Regions from separate parts of the Homo sapiens genome. Here region 1 is linked to region 2. A link is a loop called in an ENCODE intact Hi-C map of the cell type or tissue named here. Cell type or tissue: PC-9. All regions are shown on one strand. Links, peaks and the distances in the headings refer to the core of each region. The heading gives the core; the rest is flanking DNA.

Evidence for each region. Hi-C counts contacts between places; a loop is a spot of excess contacts. Peaks named below come from ENCODE experiments on the same cell type or tissue, not always from the same donor. Only the 100,000 strongest peaks of a DNase experiment are listed, where the experiment ranks them.
Region 1: it touches region 2 in a loop (6-fold over the local background); 1 of 110 quality-filtered maps calls a loop at or near these places.

What each region holds. Positions count from the first base shown.
Region 1 is chr2:142,600,779-142,608,672 of GRCh38, reverse strand. No RefSeq gene overlaps it. Among named protein-coding and RNA genes, the nearest start is that of KYNU, 270 kb to the left of the region's middle. In PC-9, for the core only: CTCF peaks have their summits at 4,529 and 4,732 (motif pointing right); no DNase peak of the experiment used is centred there.
Region 2 is chr2:142,976,817-142,984,710 of GRCh38, reverse strand. All of the region lies in intron 8 of KYNU (kynureninase), which reads right to left. Among named protein-coding and RNA genes, the nearest start is that of KYNU, 100 kb to the right of the region's middle. In PC-9, for the core only: CTCF peaks have their summits at 3,522 and 3,723 (motif pointing right); DNase peaks (open chromatin) are centred at 3,790 and 4,250; H3K27ac peaks cover 1,685 bases.

The sequences.
Region 1 (7,894 bases), core at 1,663-6,662, 380 kb after region 2:
AGAATCTACAATGAACTCAAACAAATTTACAAGAAAAAAACAAACAACCCCATCAAAAAGTGGGCGAAGGACATGAACAGACACTTCTCAAAAGAAGATATTTATGCAGCCAAAAAACACATGAAAAAATGCTCATCATCACTGGCCATCAGAGAAATGCAAATCAAAACCACAATGAGATACCATCTCACACCAGTTAGAATGGCAATCATTAAAAAGTCAGGAAACAACAGGTGCTGGAGAGGATGTGGAGAAATAGGAACACTTTTACACTGTTGGTGGGACTGTAAACTAGTTCAACCATTGTGGAAGTCAGTGTGGCGATTCCTCAGGGATCTAGAACTAGAAATATCATTTGACCCAGCCATCCCATTACTGGGTATATACCGAAAGTACTATAAATCATGTTGCTATAAAGACACATGCACATGTATGTTTATTGCAGCATTATTCACAATAGCAAAGACTTGGAACCAAGCCAAATGTCCAACAATGATAGACTGGATTAAGAAAATGTGGCACATATACACCATGGAATACTATGCAGCCATAAAAAATGATGAGTTCATGTCCTTTGTAGGGACATGGATGAAATTGGAAATCATCATTCTCAGTAAACTATCGCAAGAACAAAAAACCAAACACCGCATATTCTCACTCATAGGTGGGAAGTGAACAATGAGATCACGTGGTCACAGGAAGGGGAATATCACACTCTGGGAACTGTGGTGGGGTGGGGGGAGGGGGGAGGGATAGCACTGGGAGATATACCTAATGGTAGATGACGAGTTAGTGGGTGCAGCACACCAGCATGGCACATGTATACATATGTAACTAACCTGCACAATGTGCACATGTACCCTAAAACTTAAAGTATAATAAAAAAAAAAAGAAACACACACACACAGACACAAAGAATGAAAGCCATAGTAAAAGTAAGAAAAATAAAAAGAAATAACAAAGTTATGTTTCTTTAAAAAAAAAAAGTTATATAGATTGAAAGTAATAGCAACCATTTGTGAAGACTCCACTAGATTTGAGACATTGTATTATGATTCAATTTAATCACGTTTTGTGTTGGAACCCCTCCCCACTCCATGTAAGTTTTATTATTTTGTTTTAGAAAAGACAAGTTAAAATAACATGGCTTAAGTCATGCACCAACAAGCTCTATAATGAAAATTAAAACATAAATGTATCCTTCTTTAAATCCACACTCTTCACTAAACCATGTTGCCTCCACAATTCCTCTCAAGCATACAGTATTAACTAATAAAACATGTTCTTAAATTTGCACTGTACATTTATCCTAATTTAATAGAGAAATCAGGTAGCTTCCATTTGGGAATATTAATTTTGAAATATAAAAGCAGTTAGTCAAAAGATTTAGAGTCCTTTTTTGTGGAAGGTGTTTTGACTTAGGTTTCTAGATCAATGGTTGGCATCAATTTTACCAATATGAATGTATCTAAACCTTGGTTAAACATAAGAGACAAACAGAAATTTATTAAAGTAATAAACATAAATATTTTTTGATTTTTTAGCTATTTCACTTTCATTTTAATTTGTGGCATATTGTTTATAATCTGACACCTTGATTATGTGATTAAATAGCTTATACTGTATATCATATTCAGTCAACATAGGTGACATAATCAGGCAAATCGAGCAATTGTCTGGCCATCAGACTTTATTAATGCTGATAACCAATTCAAAAACATTCTTTGAAGTAATTGTCTCTTAGCTCAATACAAATGTTGCTTCAGTTTTTTCATCATGTGCCTTTGGAGAGCATCTAAATATTGTTTTTTTCTTTCATTTATTTTCTTGTTGCTTATGTTGTTTATGGGACAATGGTTCTCAAGCACTGTTGACTGCAAACAACTCATCTGGACAGCTTGTAGTTGGCCCCATCTCAGAGATTCTATTTCAGTTATTGACAGACAAAATCTGGTAATTCTGAAGCAATTTATCACAAGGACCATACTGTTGTGGGTAATACAGCTCCTTAACATCAGTCAGTTAGAAAATAATATTTATTTTGTGGGAAATATTGAGTTAGTGTTTATTACTGAATAGCATGTATGCCTGCCTTCAGTGTTTTTCAATCTAGCTAGGATGATATAGTATACATACACATTTTAGGACTTTTGTGGACCAATCACCAAATAGTGATTATTCAATAGTTTCTAGCAACCATAATTTTCAAATGCAGATGTTTCTGATTACCTTCATTTTTACATTATTTTCCTTGATTATTCCCAGTTAAAGTGAATTAAACATATAGATAATTTTATAACTTTCCCTATATGTAGCATAAAATATTGACAACTGGTTGAAAAGCAGATAGTCAGATGTCATTATAAAGCAGGCAAATATAAATAAATTATTATTAGACCTAATAAAATATCTTATAACAGTTTAATTTATAGATTTGTGGGGATTTTCATCTTTTAAGAATGATTTTGTCTATTGCTGTATTTAATTAACATAAAACCAAAAAAATATATAGTTTACTCATTTTTAGTTTATCACTTGCTCCAATTCTGGGAATAAGTTATCAAAAATTTCATAAAATATTAACTTGGATTCTATAATTAAATGTATTTTGTTCTTATATATGTACACCATCTGAATTTATTTGGCTTCAATGTAAAAAGTTAAATAATCTTTACCAGACCAACAAGTATTGAAGTATTTATGAAAGTTCATATGTATCACTAACAAAATTGATGCAAATATCAAGGAAAATATCTGACAGACTCACTATGGGAAAAATAAACATATGAATAGTTAATCATGGGAGAAATAAACAAGATTAACAGCTGTAGACATGTTGAAAATTTTATTGTATTAAATATAGCCATGTTTTGTTGTATCTCATTAAATTTCAGCTGGAAATTTTATTCAGAGAAGTTAATTTAAACAGGCTTTGCATTGAGTATTGTCATAATGTTTAAAATCTGGGCGATGGGCTTGAATCAAAGAGTGATGGTAAACAGTGTCATGTTCGCTGAGTGTCATAGCGATGTATGTCAGCCTGGTCTTACTTGAAACCTCATTAATGATCTGAGAGACGGAGTGAATAGCACACTAATGACATTCTGACATGAACTCAGATTGGCAGATACTAAAAACACCACTTAAAAAAAGGTCACTGCTGGAAACTATCTTAAACAAGTAGAATCTTGGCAAGAAAGTTAAAACACATTTAATTTTTCCAATGGGATGTAGCTGAAGAAAATAATGGAAACTATAGCTTGTGAGTTCAATCTTTTAAAGGCAGTCTGGAAATAGGTAAGAGTAACTATTAAATTAAAACACTGTATTCTAATTTTGCAGGATAACAGCTCCATAGATATTACAGCATTACATTCAAAGGTTTAAAAAGTTAGTAGTTCAAATTATACATACACAGAAATCTACATATCTATCTGAAAATCTACATGCACTTTTCTATACTTAATGCTCCAGATATATCTACATTATAGCTCCTCAGAGAATGAACTTTAAATTTTGTTATTGATGTTGGCTAACTCATTCCAAAAAAGCTGTAGATGAAGTGGCAGGAGAGAGAGAAAAAGTGCCATAAAAGGCAATTAAAAAGTGAAAAAGGAATAAGAATTAGGAAAGAATAGCATCCATATGACACCTTTGGGAAAAGAGAGAAGAATGCCTTACTGGAATCATTTATATGAAATGGAAGAAGGGAAAATAAACAGTAAAAAAAGAAATTTAGAATAAATGTTATGAAAAAGTGGCAAAGTAATGGAAATAGCTTTTACAAATGAAACTAGTTTGAAAATGAGCTTCACTACAAGTGTCACCTTTGCAAAACACATACATCTCAGTCTCTACAGTATAAGTTCAATTACCCTGTTTATGACGTTCCTAAGATCATTTTTGCTCTACTGATTTAAACATTTCAGTGACATAAAACTGAGGTAATTCCAAAACTCTACATATTAATTAATTGAAACAAAATATATTGAGAAGCTATCAGTTTGTCAGTCCCTGAACACGTTTTGCCTTAGGCAATTTCTAAATTGTATTTGATATTCTAGAGTTTGAGTTTTAAGATCATGTACTAAAAGTGCATTTTTTGGGGGTATAGGGAAGAACTCCCTTTTAAGTGTTATAGTAAACATATTTGAAAGAATACTGAATGAAAAGTCCAGGGAACCAGATTCTGTTAATTTAGTCACTAACCGGGATGGCCATGGGAAAATTTCTTAAATTCTTAGATTTAATGTTAAAATTGGAGTAATGGAATTACATTATCCTATAACTCTAAGATTCTATGTTTAAGAAAGAAGTCTCTTGTCCCTCTTATCCTCTACAATCCAGCAAATATGGAAAAGATTCTAAGAGAATACTGAAAAGAAAGATATAGTACAGCTAAACAAAACAGATTCTACTGTACAATTTATGGAAATGAAATAATTACTTACACACCAAAACACTGTGTCAAGGCAGCATAATTAAGGTATTAAAAAACTACCTAGAATTCTGAGAATTAATGGAGCTGAAGTGTGGATATTTAATGACACATAGGGATTCATAATAAACTGAAATCATATATATGAAGAGTAGATTATAAATAAGCAGAAAGAAAAGAGTGAGAACTTTCCTTCAGGGTTTGTTATTATTAAAGCTTAACTTTCAGATCTGATATTTAAATTTTTGATGTGGAATTTTGACAAATGCCACTTGGAGGCACTCTTATACTAACTATTCTACTGAAGAATTCATACTCTCAAGATGTCAAAGAATGAAAGTTCTAGTTTTTATTTTCCTTTTTTAATTCTAATAATCACTTGGGGATGGGTAATTAACACTGGTTGTGGTATTTAAACTTTGACGTTATTCAAATTTATCACCTTGTGATTTTTACAGGTATAAATAATCCCCTGTTCATCTAATAAAACAGATTTCATTCATGCCTGTAAGGAATGAAAGAAGGGTTTTAGGATATCATCTAAAAATTAGTTTGAGAATAAATTTTGGTTTAAAAGCTAATGTCAATTTTTCAAGTGAGAAATTTTTACATGTTTTAAAAAAACTGGTCTTTATTTAAATTTGCTACTACCAAAAATAGAACAATCAATGAGAACTCAGAGACACTTTTGATGAGAGCCAATCTCACCAGCCAATTTTTAAATGTTTAAGGAAAATACAAAGAATCAACAGGATTATATTAAAATATTTTATGAAATACAACAGCATATACAATAGTGCAAGTTAAAATTGATTTGCACAGGAAAACTAAAGTTCATAGGTATCAATTTTTGGTAAGATATTTTTAAAGGAATGGATATTATTTTAAATTTTTCTCATTTTTTGTTCATTTTATAAAGTTAATTTTAAAAATAATACAACTATTCTTACAACACATGTAAAGATGGATTGTTAAGTTCATATTTTATTTTGAATAGATTTGAAAGATCTTGACTATTATATGAACAAGTGTATGTATATTTTACCTTATTCTACTTTAATCTGAAACTATAATCTATAAAAGAGGACATTAGAAATAATCACTTTTTGCTATTGCTTTTGCATGGGATATTTTGATGTTTTTATGATGAATGCTATTATTGTCATTGTAACATACAAACTATGACATTAAAATGCTGATTTTTAACAACATTTTAAGTAACTGCTCAAAGATAATACCGATTAAAATAGTATATTTGACTATGAATAGAATGAGTAAATAGTAACAATTAGTTAGACTCTAACAAGTGTTAAATAGGTTACTCTATTAGTTAGGTTACTAATTGTTATAGTAAATAGTAACCTATTACTGTTATTTACCTATAGTAAATAGTAACCTATTACTGTTATTTACCTATAGTGAATAGTAACCTATTACTGTTATTTACCTATAGTAAACAGTAACCTATTTACTATAACAATTAGTAAACATGTATATGTTACAAACTAATATTTGAAAAGGCTAATGAGCTTTTAGTTCTTTAAATGCTTGTTAGCCCTATGACATATCAAAAAGTATGTGTCATCTGGACACCTTAGGTAGGAAAGAGGTTCTTCAGTAGCCTGACTTGTGGGTTATGTTCCCATCCACAGCTGTGGGCACTGGCTCATTCTTCATTCTTTCTACATTCATGCCTCCTTGGGATAGTGATTTATCTTCAGGCTCTTAACACCTAAGACATTTGTATTTTTCAGCACTACAAAGTTTCTTTTGTCCTATTTCTACACATAATGAATCACTTTCTTTAATCTAGGAATTTGATTAATATTTGGATAATTTATATCTATATATATGTACATTCTTTTTATTGGTTAATACATCACGGATTATAATTTTCTGATAGCAAAGGGCAAGGTCTATTTATATAAATTCATATATGAACTATAGTTCCACATAGTCACCAAAGACATACTTTCTCCAGTAATTTAATGGAAAATTATATTTAGAGCTGGGGAAGTTGAAAATAGTAAACATTGGATTTTTCCTGTTTCCAAGTCAATGGATAAGGATCATATAAGGAAAGCACAGTAGTGGGATATTTGTGTGTTCTAGTTGTTCATTTTTTGTGTAACAAACCACCCCAAAACAGTGGCGTAAATCAATAGCAATCATTCATTTTGCTCACAAATCTGGGGATTGACAGGACTCAGCTAGTCCAGTTCTTGCTCAGGGTACCTCATGATGGAGCCGTCAGACAGTAGCTGAGGCTGGGACACCCAGGAGGCTCTTTCATTCGTGCATCTGATGTAGGTCTCCTCAGGCATCCCTCTCTCTCCTTACGTGGTCTCTGCATATGACCACTCACCGTGGTTGGACTTCGTACATGAGGCTTTGTGCTGCCACCAGGCCCGTTGTCCCAAAACACCAAATGTGTGTGGCTTTTTCTTGGTTAGCCTCAGAAGTCACACAACATTACTTTGATCACATTATATTTGTCAAGCCTGCCAAAAGGGCCCACCCAGTTTCAAGGGAAGAGGACATAAATTTTACCTCTTGATTGAAGAATGTCAAAAAAATACCACATTTTTAAACGTAGTTCGTTTGTCAAATTTTCCAATTAAAACCAGGCTCCTGCTTCAATCAAGTTGCAAATATCAACACAAAATATGAGGCGATATTTTGATTATTGAATATATTTAATTTAGCATTTTGTATACTTTGAGATTCCCAATTCAGTGAAATATATCTGCATTCTTTCAAATGCATTATGCTTTCACTCCCAAATTTTAAATAAAATATATTTCATTTGTACTAGTGAGAAAAGGTTTTCCTAAATCTGTAATGTACTAGGACTCCTTGATTTTCTAATTCTATGCATTTTAAGATAGATAACTGCTTAGAAGTTATCTAGTCTAATTCTCTGTCTAAAACTTGAAACCCTTTGACAACATCCCTGCTGGATGAGCATCCAGCTTGTGCCCAGGTAAACAAAGGGATAGTTGACTCATGGGAAGTGCATTCAATTTTTACCCAGAGACAGTAATCAGAAAATGTCTTCCTTAATTTAAGCCACCTTCTGCCTGCCTTTCTACCTCACCACTTCTCATTCAGCCTAAAAATACACATAAAACATTTTTGTCTTGGTCTCATCCCTATTCCACCAAATCGGTAACAAGTTTTACTGCCTGGAAAAAACATGCTACTTAGACGGAATCACAAACATGAGATTTCATGCAAACTTGGTAGCAATCATGTGGGTAGTGAGCAGAGAGTTTGGCTTGCTCCTCTGGCCTCAAGGATAATCCAAGATGGGAGAGCAGAAGGAGAATGCAGACTGCTCCAATAAAAGATTCTGGATGTGATCTTTGTCCCAATATCCTCAAGTTGCAAATTCTAATGGAACATTGAAATCTGTTCATCTCGTTCATCATATTTTAAGAGATGGAGAGGAAATAA
Region 2 (7,894 bases), core at 1,657-6,656:
TGAAAATATCCTTGTGAAAACTGTAAAAATGATCAATTTTCATTAAATCTCAATATCTTAATTCTATATTTTTAATGTTGAGTGTGGGAAGTACACATAAAACCCTTGACCACATTCTGATGTAGGATGGCTATCTTAAAGCAATGTATTTATGCAATTATTTGAGTGGCAAGCTGAACCTGCCACTTTTATATCATGGACAACCATTTCTGCATGAAAGAGCAACTGACAAACAATGACGATTCACATGTGTGATGTATTTAACAGATATTCTTTTGAAAATGGAGTGTCACTTCAATAAAACAACTTATAATATTTGCTGCCAATGATAAAATTAGAGTTTCCAGGGGAAATTAGAATATTGAAAAACTTGTATCCACTTCCATGAGTATGACTAGCTCCCATTATTGAGATAATTCTGATGAATATAGTAGTAATACATAATTTCTAATTATTATATGATTAAATATGTCAATATTTGGAAAATACACATAATTCAATGAACCAATATTTTCTGAATGGCCAATGCTCGATGTTACATATTGTGCATTGATAAAGGATCTATTCAAAATGCAAGTTCAGTCAATGAATTTTAATATAATAAAGTACAGAAAGTTCAGTGATTCAGCTTCAAATTCCATACCAGAACTCCTAAAAAGTTCTCACTTGTCAAATTCTGATGCAGTATCAAAGAATACACAAAATTGACGGAAAGGCTATTCAACTACTCCTGCCTTTTCTGATTACATATCTTCATGAGTGCCTATTTTCTTTGTAAGATTCAAAAAGAGAAAAAAAGAGATTGAATGCAGGTATAAAAAACCAGCTGTCTTTTATTAAGTCAGGTGCTAATACGATTTGCCATATATAAACAATGCTACTGTTTTTTAAAGAAAACATAGTTTGTATAACAATATTTTGCTTATGTTAATATGTAATGCATTTGTTGTTATTCTAAAACAAATAAATACATTTTAAAATTTTGTTTTAATTGCAAATACAGTAAATACAGATATAGAGCCAATGTCAAATCTCCTAAGACCCTCAGTGGTTTTTAAGAGTGTAAAAGGTTTCCTTTTCTAAAAAGTTTCTGAACTGCTGCTTAAGTGTATCCTAGTAATATGAAAGAGTCAATAGTTTTCTTGTTTAGCATTTAATCCCACATCATGTGCATATTTAATCAGTTCAAGTATATACACTGTTATAAATTCTATCAATGGTTCTGCTTCTCTGCCCTCTCTTGCGCCCATGTTATTTGCCATGTAAGTTCTAGTTCCTCCACTGTGGGTAAGGTGTAAGTTTCAGCCACTGGGATCAGCCATGTGACTTGTTTAGACCAACAGAATGTTAGCACATGTAATAAAAATAGTCTCAGAAAAGTACTTGAGTGACTAAGCTTGCTCCCTCTTGCTCTCTGCCATCTCTATGAGAAGGACTTGCTTGGGCCAAACTGCTGGCCCAGATGGAAGATAAAAGAAATGTGGAGCATAATCATCCTCACCTGAACTCAATCTGGATCAGCTGCTCCTCCATGCCCTCCTCACCCCTTGCAGTTTGCCACAGAAACATGAATGAGCTCAGCTGAGACTTGCAGAACCCCTCCAGCCAAGTCCTACCTTGATGCTCTGATGCCAAGGTGATCCATAAAATCAATGGTTATTGTTTTAAGACAACAAGTTTCAAGATGATTTGTTACACAGCATTTTAAGGGAAGAGTGAATTGATATACTCAGCTCCCAAAAACCAAGACATCCTTTACTTGGTCTTAGGAATTACCCCTGCCATTCCTCTTAAAGAGTACAAGATACCAAAGGATCACAAGATGGAGGCTTGGATCAGTTACTGCGTGAGTTCTTCTAGTTCTCATGTTAGAATAAGAGTAACAATCCTTGCTTAATACTATTTGGTAAGCAAAATATGCATACTTTGATACAGTACAGATCCTCAATGTGAGCCAGCTGTTTTATATGGTGCTTAATTTTTAAAAAGTATTCTTATCCAAAAATAAAGAGGAAGAATGAAGTTGTTTGGGAGAGAATTTCAAAGTTTAATATTAACTCTACTGTCTCCTTCATACACATTGACTTTGTACCCTAAGAGTCTCTTCTGATCTGACTCCATTCTGTTTTAGTTATTTACTTGTCATGAGGTTTTAAGTGTTTTGTGTGTCTGCCTAGTGGAATTCACAATGTTAAAAAAGCAAGTCTCTGTTTCCACTAAATTCCCAGAAGCACAAACTGGAACAATGAATACATATTATCCAAATTGTACCCAAGTAGGAAGTTTCTAATTTATTTGCTGATGATCAAAGTCATTTAACTTACTGCATATCAAAATGTTGCAATGTTTACTGAGAAAATATAAAGATTCATTCCACATTAAGACAACTTTGTACATGAACATGAATTTAAAAACTGGCTAAATGCAGGTGATAGAACTTTGCAAAACATTTTACCTCTGGGTTTGTGTATGACTGGTTTACCAAGTGTAGTTTACTATGTGTACGATTAGTTTACCAAGTGCACATACCTGCTCCAAACTAGATTTTTTGGAACACTGAAGGCACACAACTCTCAATGGAATTAAAGTTTTTGAAGTAAATACTTAAATAAATTTTAGAAGTGTTCTAACACTTCCTAAGAAAAAAAGAACCCCAAATTACAAATACAGGTGTTTTCCCTAGAGAAGAGACATGCAAACTATAGTCTGTTTCTGTAAATTTAATTTTGGATCACGGCCAGTCTCATTTGTTTAAATATTGTCCATGGCTGCTTTTACGCTACAGCAGCAGAAATGAGTTGTTGCAACAGGGACCATATGGCCCACAAAGCCTAAAATATTTGCTACTTGGTTCTTTACGGAAAGATGTGCTTACCTCTACCCTATAGGATTGGTTTGCATAAAGAAACCTCAATATACTGAAAAGTTAATTAATTAAAACCTCATTCACTATAGTATGACTGGAGTTAGTATCTCACAAAAGGACAATATATCAGCACAATATAACTGTATTTTGAGGGAGGAAGGGAGATTAATTTATTCTTTGTTCCTCACCAAAGAAAATGAGCAATACGTACCATGAAAATAAGACAAGTGCTCCATTGTAATATAAGTTTAAGGAGTAATAGGACATGAATATAATTAATCTTCATCAAAACTTAGAAGTCATCAGGTCATCACAACCTAGGTTTGGAGACTAATGTTTAGCTTTAACAGACACACACACACCCCTCCACACACATTTATTTGTTTATATTTTAAGATATACTTATAATACTGAAATTCCATATGGGGAAAAAAGTTAATTATTCTAAATTTGAAACTCTCTTTTCTTCTCTTCAACATTTCCAATTAAAGCAACTTTTATGAAGCAATTTTTACAGCTCAGATTTTCACAGATTTGTTTTTACAACTCAATTTTTCTAAGAAAACTCAAGAAATAGAAAAAGCAGCACTTTCATTATCAATTACTTATAAAGAATGGCACACTGAAGAAACCACAAACCTTTATGTACAATATCCCATTATGAAAATCCTTCTGGCCACATTTGTGGTACCACGTTGAAAAATCAAGTATGACTTCTACACTATGTTTAATGCATTTGTAATTATTTCCCCATTGGTTGGTAGACAATATAAATTATTAAAATATAAAATGTATTGAGAAAAGAACTGGAAGATACAAACATGAATATCACTGCAAAGTGATTTCACAAAAGTGTCACTAGATGGCAGCATCTTAAACATTAAAAAAATCTAATGGTTCTCCAAAACCTTTCTACAGCCATCCAGTTATTTTCATTGTTTTGCCTCATGTAGGTAACATGATATGCATATGTGAAAGCAAACACTCTATACTTGAGTAGCTACTTTATGCAATTTTTCAATAAAAATCAAGTATTTTTCAACACATTTTATTTAAAATTACCCACAGGTGCTCACACTCATGTTGATACAATCACACTCATACTGACACAGCTCACACTCATATTGACACAACCAGCACAGCATTGTTCAGCCACCATGCCACCTTACTTTATAGTCAATCCAAAACTTGCAATCATTTTCAGGCCATTCTGATTATTTCCAGCCTGCCTTCCTCCCAGAAACATTATAAATCATACATTTGATTATAAGACTCACTGCCTTTGTTCACAGAGCCCCCATTAATTTCAGAATGCAACTCATAGTCCTTGGTATGGTTATCAGAGGTGTTTGAATCAGAGCAACTCCATCTTGAGTAGGGCCTGGGTAAAATAAGGCTGAGACCTGCTGGGCTGCATTCCTAGTAAGTTAGGCATTCTAAGTCACAGGATGAGATAGGAGGTCAGCACAAGATACAGGTCATAAAGACCTTGCTGATAAAACTGGTTGAGTAAAGCTGGCCAAATCCCACCAAAACCAAGATGATGACAAGAGTGACCTCTGGTCATCCTCACTGCTCATTATAAGCTAATTATTAGCATTATAAGCTCATTATAAGCTAATTATTAGCATTATAAGCTAATTATAAGCTAATACATTAGCATGCTAAAAGACACTCCCACCAGTGCTAGGACAGTTTACAAATGCCATGAAAACATCAGGAAGTTACCCTATATGGTCTAAAAAGGGGAGGAACCCTCGGTTCTGGGAATTGCCCAACCCCGTCCCAGAAAAATCATGAATAATCCACACCTTGTTTAGTATATAACAAGAAATATAATAACCATAAAAATGGGCAACCAGCAGTCCTCGGGGCTGCTCTGCCTATGGAGTAGACATTCTTTTATTCTTTTACTTTCTTAATAAACTTGCTTTCACTTTACTTTATGGACTCACCTTGAATCCTTTCTTGTGAGAGATCCAAGAACCCTCTCTTGGGGTCTCTTGGATTGGGAGCCCTTTTCTGGTGACATAGCTATTTATTTTTTATTTTTTAAGTTTTTGTAGATGAGTTCTCACTACGTTGCTCAGGCTGGTCTTGAACTCCTGGGCTCAAGCCATCCTTATGCCTCGGCCTCCCAGCGTGCTGGTATTGCAGGTATAAACCACCATACCCAGCCCTCCTGGGTATGACTAAAGATCTGTATGATCTGTTAGTGCCCCTTGTTCAGATACCCCATATAGACTTCTCTCTATTTACATAAACTTTTCCCTTTCCTGGGGATGTGCTTTCTCTCCTCCATTTGCCTAGCAAGCTCAGATTTTGATCACCAGATAACTTTGAGTGAAGATTCTTTAACCATCTTTCTCTTCTCTCTTATTCTACTGCCCTGTTTGTATATCTCTCTTGTAACAATTTTCTAATCTTACTGTCTTCTCTCACACAGTATGAACCCAAATAATTGTTGAATAAAAAAATAAATGAATGAACAAATAATAAAGTCTTACAAAAGTCAATAGCTATTCTCTAAAGTGATGTTAAATTTGTAAGAATATTATGTGAGGGATTCTGTTTCTGATGCAATTTTATTGCATGTGCTCTTTATTCAGAAATGACATCTTTTAGAATGAAGTATCTTGGGCAAAATAGTAGTTGAGAATATGTTCAAAATCATTCTCAATTAACAAGAAATATCGTGTGTGTTTTGTCTTTGCCATCTTCACTAACACAAAACTAAAATTTTTTCTAATTAGTGAAATAATATGATACATAGGGCCTGTGCTGAAATTTCCAGGAGAAAAGCTAGCTCACTCTTTCCTAACTTTGATTAATTGCCTATTGAAATGAAACATAAAATGGTAAAGCTGAAGTATTTTCCTAGTAGCATTAAAGCTCTGATCACTTTATTGATTGATTTGGTATCAAATTGATTTTGGACTATTATTATTGTTATTATTTAGTTTATTCCTTTTTCACCAAGATTAAATCCTGTGAACTGTGAAGACTCTTAATAATTAGCAAATTTGGTATGAAAAATAGTACTTATACAAGATAAGATATTTGTCACTATACCCGGGGCTGATATATAGATGGTATGCATTGATACGCTCTTATTAATTATTAAAATAATAAAATAGTTAAGGTACATAAAAAGTCTTTGTCCTAAGCCACCTGACTAACCAACCATGGTTGCAGCCCTTGAGTTCATGAGAGGTGTCTGCGAATATCAGCCTGTGAATGTTCACTGCTAGGGACTGGCCCAGACTCCAGTGGATGAGACAATGCCTTTGCCAGTGCCACTATCATTATGGTAGGTGAATTCCAGGTGACTATCAGTACCTTCTAATAGGCTAATGATGGATACTACCTGGTATTAACATGGAGTATGACCTTCTTTGTGACTGTGGGAAATGCAGCTTCTATACCATACCAATCAGAACTTTAAGTGTTCTGAATATCATTTCTTGCTTGATGCAAAAGTAATAAGAAACAATCCAAGAACTACAGTGCTATAAATTTGGACAATATTACTTTTTAAAAAGTATAATGGGAAATTTAAAGAAAATGAACGAAAAAAAGAAAACGGTATAGGGAGATGTGTGTCTGGGTGTGTGTGTGTGCACACATGCTGGTCATCTTTATATAGAGGGTAGGAATAAATGATTAGCAATAATAGGTTGGCTAGTTAACTCTGATATTGGAATTTCCCAAAGGAATTCCTAATTAGGGAGTTTTTGAATAGTACTAGAGAAAGTTGGGAATGGAAAGGAGGAAGATGAAAGCTGGTAGGTTTTTTTGCCACAGTCTTGGAGCATTTAACTTTCCAGAACTCATTCAAGTGTTATGATTCAAAAGCATACTTAGGTGCTAAGTTAAAAACAACAGTAAATATTTCTATAAGAGGGGCCTCCACTATCTCTGTAAATGCCTCTTTTCAGAGTGAATTTCTATTCTGAAAGTTCTGCTTTTCATGCAGACTAAATTTGCCACGGCCTTCAAAAATCCTTCTCACTCTTTATTTTTCCTTTCCTCCCAACTCTCTGGTTATGAGTAGGAACTAAGCATTATTTGCATATTATGTTCATGCTGTACTTAAAGTCAGTAAGTTCTACAGGTCACAATTCCTTTCCAAAAATTATTTAATATAGCTATCTACTATTTTATGCAATGTATTAAGCTTCATTTATTTATATCAGTATAGTATAGTTCAATGAGAATAGCAACTCCTCACTATTAAAACATGAAACAATAGAAAATGAAAATCAACACAAATAAAAAGGAAAAAGACACAATCTTCAAGTGGAGCTTCAGTGAAATTTAGTAGAAATCATGTCACACGGCAACCAGAACCAAAGCTTACGTTTTCTGCAGGACAAAACCAGAATACTGTTCCAACTTATTTTAATCCTATGGCTCTTATAGTTAATATAAGATATCAAAAAATGAATATGATTATTCATATATATATATATCCACACAAAATTCCATCCAGGAAGCTAGCCACCTGAAAATCAATTCTAAATGCTCACATTTTAGTTGAGCACCAAACAGGAACAGAAACGAGAAAAATTCAGATGGTAGAAAATATTTGAGCCTCAATTTTGTAAACCACAGCTAAAATTCTAAGGCCCCATCTGAATGGACCCCTCCTCTTGGCCAAGGGCATTCCAGAGTTAACCTGAGAAGCTAGTTCAAGCCATGATGGAAGAGGGGATGGACATACTTCATTATGCTTTCCAACATTAACATCAACACAGACCATAAGTCTGATAAGAAATATTTACATTCTATTCCCTCTGAAGCCTGCTACTTGGAGGCTTCATCTGCGTGATAAAACCTTGGTGTCCACAGCCCCTTACTGGAACCCAGCCATTCCTTTCTATTGATAATAACTCTTTCAACCAGTTACCAAAAATATTTTCAAATCTACCTATGACCTGGAAGCCCAGCCCTCTCCTCCCCAGGCTTTCAGCTTCGAGTTGTCTTTCCCTTCCAGATTAAACCAATGTAAATCTGGTATGTATTTAC